Regions from separate parts of the Homo sapiens genome. Here region 2 is linked to region 1. A link is an interaction called in ENCODE POLR2A ChIA-PET data of the cell type or tissue named here. Cell type or tissue: HepG2. All regions are shown on one strand. Each heading gives the region's core, and the rest is flanking DNA. Links, peaks and the distances in the headings are about the cores only.

Region 1 (5,379 bases), core at 303-5,302:
TAACAGGCTGGGCGCAGTGGCTCACGCCTGTAATCTCAGCACTTTGGGAGGCCAGGGCTGGCAGATCATGAGGTCAGGAGATCGAGACCATCCTGGCTAACATGGTGAAACCCCGTCTCTACTCAAAAAAAAAAAAATTAGCCAGGCATGGTGGCACACACCTGTAGTCCTAGCTACTTGGGAGGCTGAGGCAAGGGAATTGCTTGAACCCAGGAGGTGGAGCTTGCAGTGAGCCAAGATTGCACCACTGCACTCCAGCCTGGTGACAGAGCGAGACTCCATCTCAAACAGACAAACAAACAAACAAACAAAAAAACAGATAACAATAGAAGTACCATTGAAATATATATATATATATATATATATTTTTTTTTTTTTGAGATGGAGTCTCACTCTCCCAGGCTGGAGTGCAATAGCATGGTCTTGGCTCGCTGCAACCTCCGTCTCCTGGGCTCAAGCGATTCTCCTGCCTCAGCCTCCTGAGTAGCTGGGATTACAAGTGCGTGCCAACACACCCAGCTAATTTTTGTATTTTTGTACGGACGGGGTTTCACCATGTTGGCCAGGCTGGTCTTGAATTCCTGACCTCAGGTGATCAGCCCACCTCATCCTCCAAAAGTGCTGGGATTACAGGCATGAGTCACCGTGCCCGGCCCATTGAAAGATTTTCAAAAGGGATTAACCATGATCACATCTGTTCTTAGATGAGGTCGTTCAGATTGGAAGTTGGATTGGAGGGCGGACCAAAGGAGAAGCTGCTGAAGTAGATGTTAAAGATGGAGAGAAGTGGACGGCAGAGACATAGAGGAGGAAAAGTCAGCAAGACCCGAGATGTGTATGGAGAGTTAGAGTGTGGGAAGTGTGACATGTAACTGAATCGGATGATGGCAACTTTCACTGGGCAGTGAAAGGTCAGGTTGGTGGTAAAAGTCATGAGTTGACTTTGGGGCATCTTGATATAGTCACTTCCAATATCATGTGTTTCAACAAGCCCGTGTTCCTTCCTGGTCAGTTCCCCCAGCTAGAGTGTGTTTTACATCCCGCAGCATTGTATGAGAACTGCTAGAATATCACTCACCACTTCCCATAGAGATTCTGTTTGTTCATCTGCTTGTCCCACTGTGTGCCTTACACATAGTAGGTGCTCTTGGAATGTGTGTGAGATGGATTAACATGAGAAGTGCTTCTCTGCATGATTTCACCATTGAAGTGTTGAAAGCAACTAGCACTCCTCCTTCCTGACCTCCAGGCTTCCACCCAGCTGTGGGGACTGCTGTGGTGGAAGGGCCTAGTCTGAATCTGGACAGGGGAGGTGCCTGCAAATATTTTCGTGCCTGCAAATATTTTTGTGCCTCGGGACAGATGGATGTCCAGTTTACTGTCTGCTTCCTCAGTGGTTCTAGAGGTAATTGCATCCTGCTGTGTACAGTTAGGTCGTGGAGGAGACAGGCACCTTCTCTCGTCTTTCTGGAAGGTAACCAGAGGTCTTTCCCCTTTCCTATCATGGCAGCTGCTCAGTCGCAGGCTCCAGATGTCTGCTTCAGAATTCAAGAACACCTTCCTGAGCTGGGAAACAGATCCAAGGAAATATCAGCCAGAGGCTTCATTTTATCATCTGTGGAAATGCAAGATGTTAGAGCACCTAGGAGGGTCTTAACGTGCAAAACACTGTCTTGAGGCTGCCTGCAGAACAGAGGGTCATCTGCTTTCATTAGATTCTCAAGGGAGCCTCAACAGGCTACACCTGAACCCCAGGTTTGGGGCATCTCTCCAGCCCTCCCAGCTCTGACATCATCATCACCATTAACAGCTGAAATGTGTGAGGTGGTTGGGATGTACCAACAACCCTCCCAAGAGTCCCATATCTACCTGACCTCATTTGACCTTCACAGCAACCCAGTGACTCAGCTGCTATTTGGCCCACGTTTTACAAACCTGAGTCAGTGTGCTTTACCTCAGTGACCCAAGAACCCAGGTGCTAGAGTCAGGCCTGCATCCAAATCAGGGGTGGGATCAGTGGTGTGCCCTGAACAAATCATTATCCTCTTTTTTGTTTTATTTTTTGGAGACAGAGTCTCACTCTGTCACCCAGGCTGGAGTGCAGTGGTACAGTCTCAGCTCACAGCAACCACTCTCTCCTGGGTTCAAGTGATTCTCCTGTCTCAGCCTCCCAAGTAGCTGGGGACTACAGGTGCGTGCCACCACGCTCAGCTAATTTTTGTGTTTTAGTAGAGACAGGGTTTCACCATGTTGCCTAGGCTGGTCTCGAACTCCTGAGCTCAGGTGATCCACCTGCCCCGGCCTCCCAAAGCACTAGGATTACAGGCGTGAGCACCCCACCCAGCTCATTACCCTCTTTTAACTTCAATTTTCTCATCCACAAAATGAGGGCAATAATCTCCTTTCTTCCCCACTAGCCATGTTCATGAAAGTACTTATTTGCCCATTTTAAAATATGTAGCAATGTGCCCCAGAAAGGCTGGGGCATGAGTCCTGCTTGGGGTGGAGCAGGGAAGGCCTGCTCTGCCCCACTGGGGTGTCCTCAGATGAAAGTGGGTGTGGGCTGACTTTCTCTGAGCTCCCTGTGGAGTCACACGGGGAACTGGGTTGAGTCACAGCACAAGGGCACTCACATGCCCCACCCCGAGGAGGTCCCTGTTCTGACAGAAGCCCTGAGCCGTGACTGTGGACTGACACCCACTGCCTCTGTGACCTTGGGTGGGTTACATAACCTCCCACATGAGAAGGAGGCGGAGGCACCCGGGCTTGTGGCCTGAGCTAACCTGGGTAGTGGGAGCCCTATCTGTGAATTGCCAAGGGACTGCCATGGGGACTGGTGAGAACACAGCTCTGCAAGGCCCTTTTGATTTGTTTTAACCTTTAACTTTTCAAAAATTTCAAATTTAAAGGATGCATGACACAGTTGAAGTTTATCACAAATGGACTCACGAGTGTGTCTCCTCAGCTCCCAACTCCCGGACTCCTGACCTCCAAGGCCAATACTTCGAATTCTGTTAGGCATTTCTTCTAGCATTTATCTCAATAGTTCCAAATAACAAGCTCGTGATGCGATTTCACAACCCTTGCTTCAAATGTCATGTATTGACTTTCCATATGAGGGATGGTCCTTGTTTCTGTTATATCTCCCTGCTTCCTCTTTTCAGTTCTCTGAATATATGTTTTAAAAATTTAGGCTGGACGCGGTGGCTCACGCCTGTAATCCTAGCCCTTTGGGAGGCCGGGGCAGGCAGATCACCTGAGATCAGGAGTTTGAGAGCAGCCTGGCCAACATGGTGGAACCCCTTCCCTACAAAAATACAAAAATTAGCCGGGCATGGTGGCATACGCCTGTAGTCACAGCTACTCTTCAGGCTGAGGCAGGAGAATTGCTTGAACCGGGAGGTGGAGGTTTCAGTGAGCCAATATTGCGCCATTGCACTCTAGCCTGGGTGATAGAGCCAGACTCTGTCTCAACAAAACCCAAGGGCGGAGGTTGCAGTGAGCCAAAATCATGCCACTGCACTCCAGCCTGGGCGACAGTGTGAGACCCTGTCTTAAAACAGAGCAAACAAACAAACAAAAAAAAAAAAAAGAGAGAAAGAAAATGGGAGAAGGGGGCTGTTCCATGAAAGGGCCTTATATCCAAAATGACCCCCAAATGCCAAAGGAGCTGGAAACCAGAAAAGGAGGGAAACAAATTCAGTTTGGTCTAGAGTGTTTTACTGGGGGAGAACTTACAGGCAGAAGCGTAGTCTTGGGATTTTAGCTGCAAGGCAGAAGATAGATCTCCACACTGCTACTCCCCAGACCCGGGGCTTCTGTACCATAGGGAAAGGGCGTGTGTGTCCAGCAAGACAATAAAAGGCAGCCTCCAGAACAGGCAAGAATGTTACATGCATCATGGCCTATGATTTGTGTGATGACATTCAGATTGTCATCTTCTTACACTAAGGATAGTAAATAAAGTAAGAATCAGAAGGCATTTGCAGGACTGGGGCTAATTAGAATACAACATGGCACATTCATATCCAAGATGGAGTCACTTCCTGTCTCCACAGGGGCATTGAAGGAAAGGTGACACTTACAATTCTGATTGGTGCTTAGTGACATTATGCATAAATAAAGAAATATGCAGTTAACATATATAGGGTAAAAAGTTGTGGAATACGTAGGGGTCTTAAGGTCTGGAGAGGGGTGATTGATTCTACCCTGCATTTGTGCTTCATCTGATAGGCAAGGTTACAATCAGTCATGCCAGTGAAATATTTGACAGACTCCACCCTAGCAGGCGAGACTTCAGCTTTAGTTCATAGGCCTTATATTAGTACCTGTTTGTCCAGCCTGCAGCCATCTTGGGCTGTGTTTTAAAACTTTTTCTTTCAGATTTTCTTTTTTCTAAAAATCTTTCCCTTTTGGTTAAATTCTCCAAAAGAGGACTTTGAAAACCAAATAATATATCTGATGGATTTGAAGAGGACAGGTCCCCTTTGCTTGGAATTATAGGGCATAGGGGAATCAAATTGGAATTTTTAAGTGCCCTTGTTCTATTTTTCACTCCTATATGAAGTTCTGTCATTTGGTTTGTCAGTGAGGATGCAAAAATTCCTGTATTTCCTTTCAGAATGCGAGAGGCTCTCCTGTCATGCCAATATCTCCTCACGTTATGGAGAAAAGAGGTGATCATTGCAATTAGAATTATTTTCTTAGGCTGTTCCTCAGATGCGATGATGTGTTGCATGGTCAACCATATTGCTGAAGAGCCTTGAGGAGTTGGGAGGAAGAATAGGCCATTTGATGTGTTTTATAAACCTTGGGACTTTAGGATTGAAAAAATTTAAAACAAGGCCGGGCGCGGTGGCTCACGCCTGTAATCCCAGCACTTTGGGAGGCAGAGGCGGGCAGATCACGAGGTCAGGAGTTTGAGACCAGCCTGGCCAACATGGAGAAATCCTGTCGCTCCTAAAAATACAAAAATTAGCTGGCCGTGGTGGTGGGCGTCTGTAATCCCAGTTACTCAGGAGGCTGAGGCAGGAGAATCACTTGAACCCAGGAGGCAGAGGTTGCAGTGAGCCAAGATCATGCCACTGCACTCCAGCCTGGGCAACAAGAATGAAACTCTGTCTCAAAAAAAAAAAAAGAAAAAATTTAAAATAGAAAGCCCTTCCTCAGTTGATCAGAAATAGGGAAATAATGTGTTGGACAAATAGTCATCAGAAGACTACTCTTACATACATGCTACAGCTGTTAGTTCAGATCAATGAACTCACTTAATTTGGGCTGGAGTTCTATTCTTTCAGTGACATTTGCAATTTTTGCAGCATTTATAATATTTGTAACGTAGACATACTAGAAAAATAATTAATAATAGTGTGAACAACT
Region 2 (5,379 bases), core at 227-5,226, 520 kb before region 1:
TATCCCTAGCACTGACTGCAGTGCCTGATAAAAGCTCAATAAATATGATGAAGAAAATTAAAAGGAACAAAAAAATCATGCAAAACTGAACTGTTAAAATAAGAATGATCTTCCTGTTGTCCTTATCATCATTAAATAAGAGTCCTGGAGGTGGTAATATGGTCTAGATGACAACTCTGCCTGAATCAGAAACCATTAATGTCAACAGCAAAAGAATATTACAAGAATCATCCCACTGCCACGCCTAAGTCATCATCTTCCGCAGTCTACAAATCAAATCACTGGCTCAGAAGAAACAGTTCAGCTCCAATTTCTCAAAAGGAGTTCAAAAGGTCTGTAGGCAAAAATGGAAAGAAAGGGCCAGGCGCAGTGGCTCACACCTATAATCCCAGCACTTTGGAAGGGCAAGGCAGGATCACTTGAGCTCAGGAGTTCAAGACCAGCCTGGCTAACATGGTGAAACCCTGTCTCTAAGAAAAATACAAAAATTAGGCAGCACCTGAAATCCCAGCTACTCGGGAGGCTGAGGCAGGACAATCGCTTGAACCCAGGAGGCAGGGGTTGCAGTGAGCCAAGATCACACCATTGCACTCCAGCCTAGGCAACAAGAGTGAAACTCGTCTTTTTTTTTTTTTTTTTTTTTAAAGGAAAGAAAGGAGGATAAAGCAGCAGTAGGAAGTTTCAACAACAAGCAAGACAGCTGGTTGCAGGGGATGTGCACTAGTCATATCAATGCTCTGCATTATCTTTCCTCAGGGGCTCTTCACAAGGGCTTTACTGAGAACCTGCTCAGCTCTTCTACATGCTGACTGGCCTGAAATCTCTTTTGTGGTGGTGGTGGTGTTTTTTAAGACGGAATCTTGCTCTGTTGCCCAGGATGGAGTGCAGTGGTGCGATCTCAGGTCACTGAAACCTCCACCTCCCAGGTTCAAGTGATTCTCCTGCCTCAGCCTCCCCAGTAGCAAAGATTACCGGCATGCACCACCACGCCCGGCATGGCCTGAAATCTTGACTGCTAAGTTACACTTTCAGCCACTAATTTACATTCTCAGTTATACTGCCACGGGCCAGATTTTCAAATATTTCCCTGCAATGTGTTGCATTTTACCAATATCGTACAGGCCATTCCTACAAAATACCGGGTTTTCTACTCTGAATAAGCTATTGATGCCTAACCAAAATGGTGGGCTCCTTCTTTTAGAGAGTGGGGAACCCAAGGGAAGTTTCTAATTCTTGATCTGGGAAGGTGTTATATGGGTGTTTTGATTTTGCAGAAATTCAAGACGAACATTTATGGCTCGTACACTTCTCTGAACATAGGTCATATTTCAATATAAAGTTTACTTAAAAGAAAAAAGAAACTCAAGAAATCAACAATGGCCCTCCATAAAAATGGCCAGCAGAAGTCTGACTTCTGAGTAAAAACAAAAGCACAAATAGGAAACCATTCTGTCAAAAGTCTGTTATTAAGAGATAGTATCAGCTGCACGCAGTGGCTCATGCCTGTAATCCTAGCACTTTGAGGCAGAAGCGGAAGGATCTAGGTTGAGGCCTAGAGTTCAAGACAAGCCTGGGCAACACAGAGGAGACGCCATCTCTAAAAAAAAAGTTTTTAAAAAAATTAGCTGGGCAAGGTGGCATGCGCCTGTAGTCCTTGCTACTCAGGAGGCTGAGGCAAGAAGACCACTTGAGCTCAGGGGTTCAAAGCTGCAGTGAGCTGTGGGGTGGGCACTTGATCTACTCCAAGAATAGATAAAATAAAGGATACGAAAAGAAAAGAAAAATAAAAGACTTGACTGATATTTTGAGCTCTCCTGTTATTCTGAAAGCTGCTCTCCTGAAGTTTGAGATTCCTATGGGGAATACTACCAAAAATTTACAGTGAATGCTCAGAACAAAATATGCACTGGCAATGCACTCCAGTCTGGGGACAAAGTGAGACCCTGAGTTTATTTCATTAATAGACAGCAGTATCAGGTTCAAGATCCTTAAAATGGTCTCTTAAAAACATGAAGACCCTAAAGACAATAGAAGAAAGGTATAAATGGGCTAAGTTTTATGAAAATTTTACACTTCTGAAAAATATTTAAGATAAACTATTCATAGCTGTGTGGTGTTTTTGTTTTTGTTTTTGTTTTTGTTTTTGAGACAGGGTCTCGCTCTTTCACCCTGACTAGAATGCAGTACTGCAATGATGACTCACTGCAGCCTTGACCTCTAGGGCTCATGTGATCCTTCCACCTTAGCCTCCCAAGGAGCTATGACTACAGATGCACACACCATGCCTGGCTGATTTTTATATTTTTTGTAGAGATGGGGTCTTGCTATGTTTCACAGGCTAGATTCAAACACCTGGCTTCAAGTGATCCTCCTGCCTTGGTCTCCCAAAGCTCTGTGATTACAAGTGTGAGCCATAACACCTAGCCCAGTCTTTTAAAAAAATACTGAACCCGCCAGGTGCGGTGGCTCACACCTGTAATCCCAGCACTTTGAGAGGCCGAGGCAGGCGGATCACCTGAGGTCAGGAGTTCAAGACCAGCCTGGCCAACAAGGTGAAACCCCATCTCTACTAAAACTACAAAAATTAGCCAGACGTGGTGGTGCACACCTGTAATCCCAGCTACTCGGGAGGCTGAGGCAGGAGAATCGCTTGAACCCTGGAGGCAGAGGTTGCAGTGAGCCAAGATCACACTGCTGCACTCCAGCCTGGGTGACAGAGCAAGACTCTGTCTCAAAAAAAAAAAAAAAAAAAAAAAAAAAAAAAAAAAAAGGTGCTGAACCAGGGTGCACAGAACCTACATTCTATCTCAACTGCTAACACTTACTGGTCACAGGACTTTGGACAGGTCATTTAATCTCTGAGACTTTGTTTACTCATGAATAACAATGAAATAATGCATGCCTAAAAGTTTTATAAAGATAAGCCATTTTACACAAATGTAATATAATAGTAATAAAGAGACGCACTGGGATGGTGTTTCTTTGTAACACTATACATGACATCAAGAATAAAAATCTTAAATGTCCCAATTAAGTGGTTTAAATCTCAAATACAAGTATACGGCCAATATGGCCCTCCCAGGGGCATTGTCATTTGCACAAAGCAGTGGTTCTATGATTAGGGTTAGGCATCGCAATCTTTTTAAATTCACAGGTGGCTGGGCCCACCCTCTGCACCAGAGATTGATCTGATTGGTCTGTAGAGGTTCCTGCAAATGTTGTGAAAAGCTTCTCCTCAAATAGCTCGGGTAAGTATCCACAATTGAGAACCAAGGTAATTAAATGCAACATAAGCATCAGAAAGGCATGGTTTGTGATTTGCTTTTTTGTTATATATTATCAAGTACATACAGTACTGGAAAAGTCTATTAGCTAAATGAATAAATGAAAAAGGCTTAACAGCATCTTTTAATTATGGGCTTTCTTTAGCTGAATGTTAACCCAAAGCTATAGTGCTCAAATACAAACTTCAGTAAAATGCTCAAATTGCAAGTGGCCAAGCCCAATCAAAATCTCAAGAGTGGAACCAAGATGGGTGCTGAGAGATCCCAGACCTACAGAGAGGCAGAGAAATTGCTAAATATCAAAGAACTGGGAGAAAAGCAGACGTAGGTAGAACTATATATTGTTGAGGTCAGAATCCATGCACTTATGGCTCAACTTCCTCAAAAGACTCACATAAAGGGGGGAATACTTCCTAATATACCTATTAATTCTGAATGAAGTCAGAAGATTTCAAATCTATTTACTACTCTTACTGCCGTGATCTTAAAAGAAAGCTTCACACAGCAGAAGTCATATTTAATGGGATTAGTCATTTTCCTCCCTTCTTTCTACAAAGTATTTTATACCTGCTTGACACACTGAGTCCAAAAACTATAACAATGTTAACTAAAACACTGGTTTCTCCTGCACACACTTACCCATTTTCACAAAATGCCATAAAACTGAAATGTCTGATTCCTTTGAAGTACAACAATGTCGAGCTCTACTGGTAATTTAAAATTTCAAATATAAATTAGCTGGGTGTGGGCCGGGCACAGTGGCTCACGCCTGTAATCCCAGCACTTTGGGAGGCTGAGGCGGGCGGATCACGAGGTCAGGAGAGCGAGACCATCCTGGCTAACACAGTGAAACCCCATCTCTACTAAAAATACAGAAAAATTAGCTGGGCATGGTGGTGGGCGCCTGTAGTCCCAGCTACTCTGCAGGTTGAGGCAGAATGGCATGAACCCGGGAGGCGGAGCTTGCAGTGAGCCGAGATTGCGCCACTGCGCTCTAGCCTGGGCGACAGAGCAAGACTCCGTCTCAAAAAAAAATAAAAATAAAATAAATAAATAAATTAGCTGGGTGTGGTGGCACATGCACTCCTGTAGTCCCAGCTACTGGGGAGGCAGGGGCACAAGAATCACTTGAACCCAGGAAGCAGAAGTTGCAGTGAGCTGAGATCACACCACTGCATTCCAGGTGACAGAAAGAGACAGAAAGAGATTGTCTCAAAAAAAAAAAATTCAAATATTAAAAATTATAAGTTTGAAACTGCTGGCCATGTGAAATACTCCTTAATTTAACATATTAAATCTGATCCTTTTGTGAGGATTCCTACTCACAAACAATGCCAGTATGGCACAGTTGAAAGCAATACAGCTAAAAATTGAAATTAGAACAAACAAAGTTTGAATTCAGCCCCCCATTTCCCCTCTAAGACTCAGTTTTCTCATCTATAAATTAATAGAGACAACAGTATCTACCTCAAAGTGTTGTTCCAAGGACTAAACAAAGAAATTCATGAAAGTACAGTTGTCTTTTTAAAAAAATACTTTATCCAATTTTCACATTTTTTCCCCATTGCCTTTTTCACAATGCCCTCACCAGCCCTCCCCACCAAGGCTTAAAAATTGCTAGACATACTATGTTTTTTCCCCTAGGAAACTTTTAAGGCTCTAATCATTAGACTCTTTGTCCAGCTGAGTTTTCTGAGATAACGCGTATGATAGCAGTGCTTATCAAACTTTAATGTGCATACAAATCATCTGGGTAGTCTTGTCAAAATGCAGATTTTGATTCATTCGCTCTCAGGTATGATCTGAGATTCTGCGTTTCTGATAAGCTCCCAGGTGATGCTAATGCTGTCGGCCCACTGACTTTGGTAGTAAGACTTCTAATGTTTACAAAGCATTTTCACATATGCTACACAGCCGTATGAATTAGACTTTGTTGAGTTTTGATTATTCTCATTTTGCAGATGAATTAAGGTCCATTTGAAACTCAAACCCCTGATTTCTATCTGCATTACATTGTACAGAAGTTTTCAAACAAAACCTATGAAAGTTAAGTAGCACTGGTTACCTAAAGTAAATGCAGTGAAACCTAGACAAA

Evidence for each region. ChIA-PET counts read pairs that join two places held together with the same protein. Peaks named below come from ENCODE experiments on the same cell type or tissue, not always from the same donor. Only the 100,000 strongest peaks of a DNase experiment are listed, where the experiment ranks them.
Region 2: POLR2A ChIA-PET joins it to region 1 with 7 read pairs; 1 of 35 experiments calls an interaction of 5 or more read pairs at or near these places.

Annotation. Positions count from the first base shown.
Region 1 is chr1:31,521,321-31,526,699 of GRCh38, forward strand. LINC01226 (long intergenic non-protein coding RNA 1226) reads left to right here. Exons shown (of 3, transcript NR_027085.1): 3 at 705-2,925. Among named protein-coding and RNA genes, the nearest start is that of LINC01226, 5.6 kb to the left of the region's middle. In HepG2, for the core only: no CTCF peak of the experiment used is centred there; DNase peaks (open chromatin) are centred at 1,908 and 2,702.
Region 2 is chr1:30,996,874-31,002,252 of GRCh38, forward strand. All of the region lies in intron 5 of PUM1 (pumilio RNA binding family member 1), which reads right to left. Among named protein-coding and RNA genes, the nearest start is that of SNORD103C, 31 kb to the left of the region's middle. In HepG2, for the core only: no CTCF peak of the experiment used is centred there; a DNase peak (open chromatin) is centred at 2,838.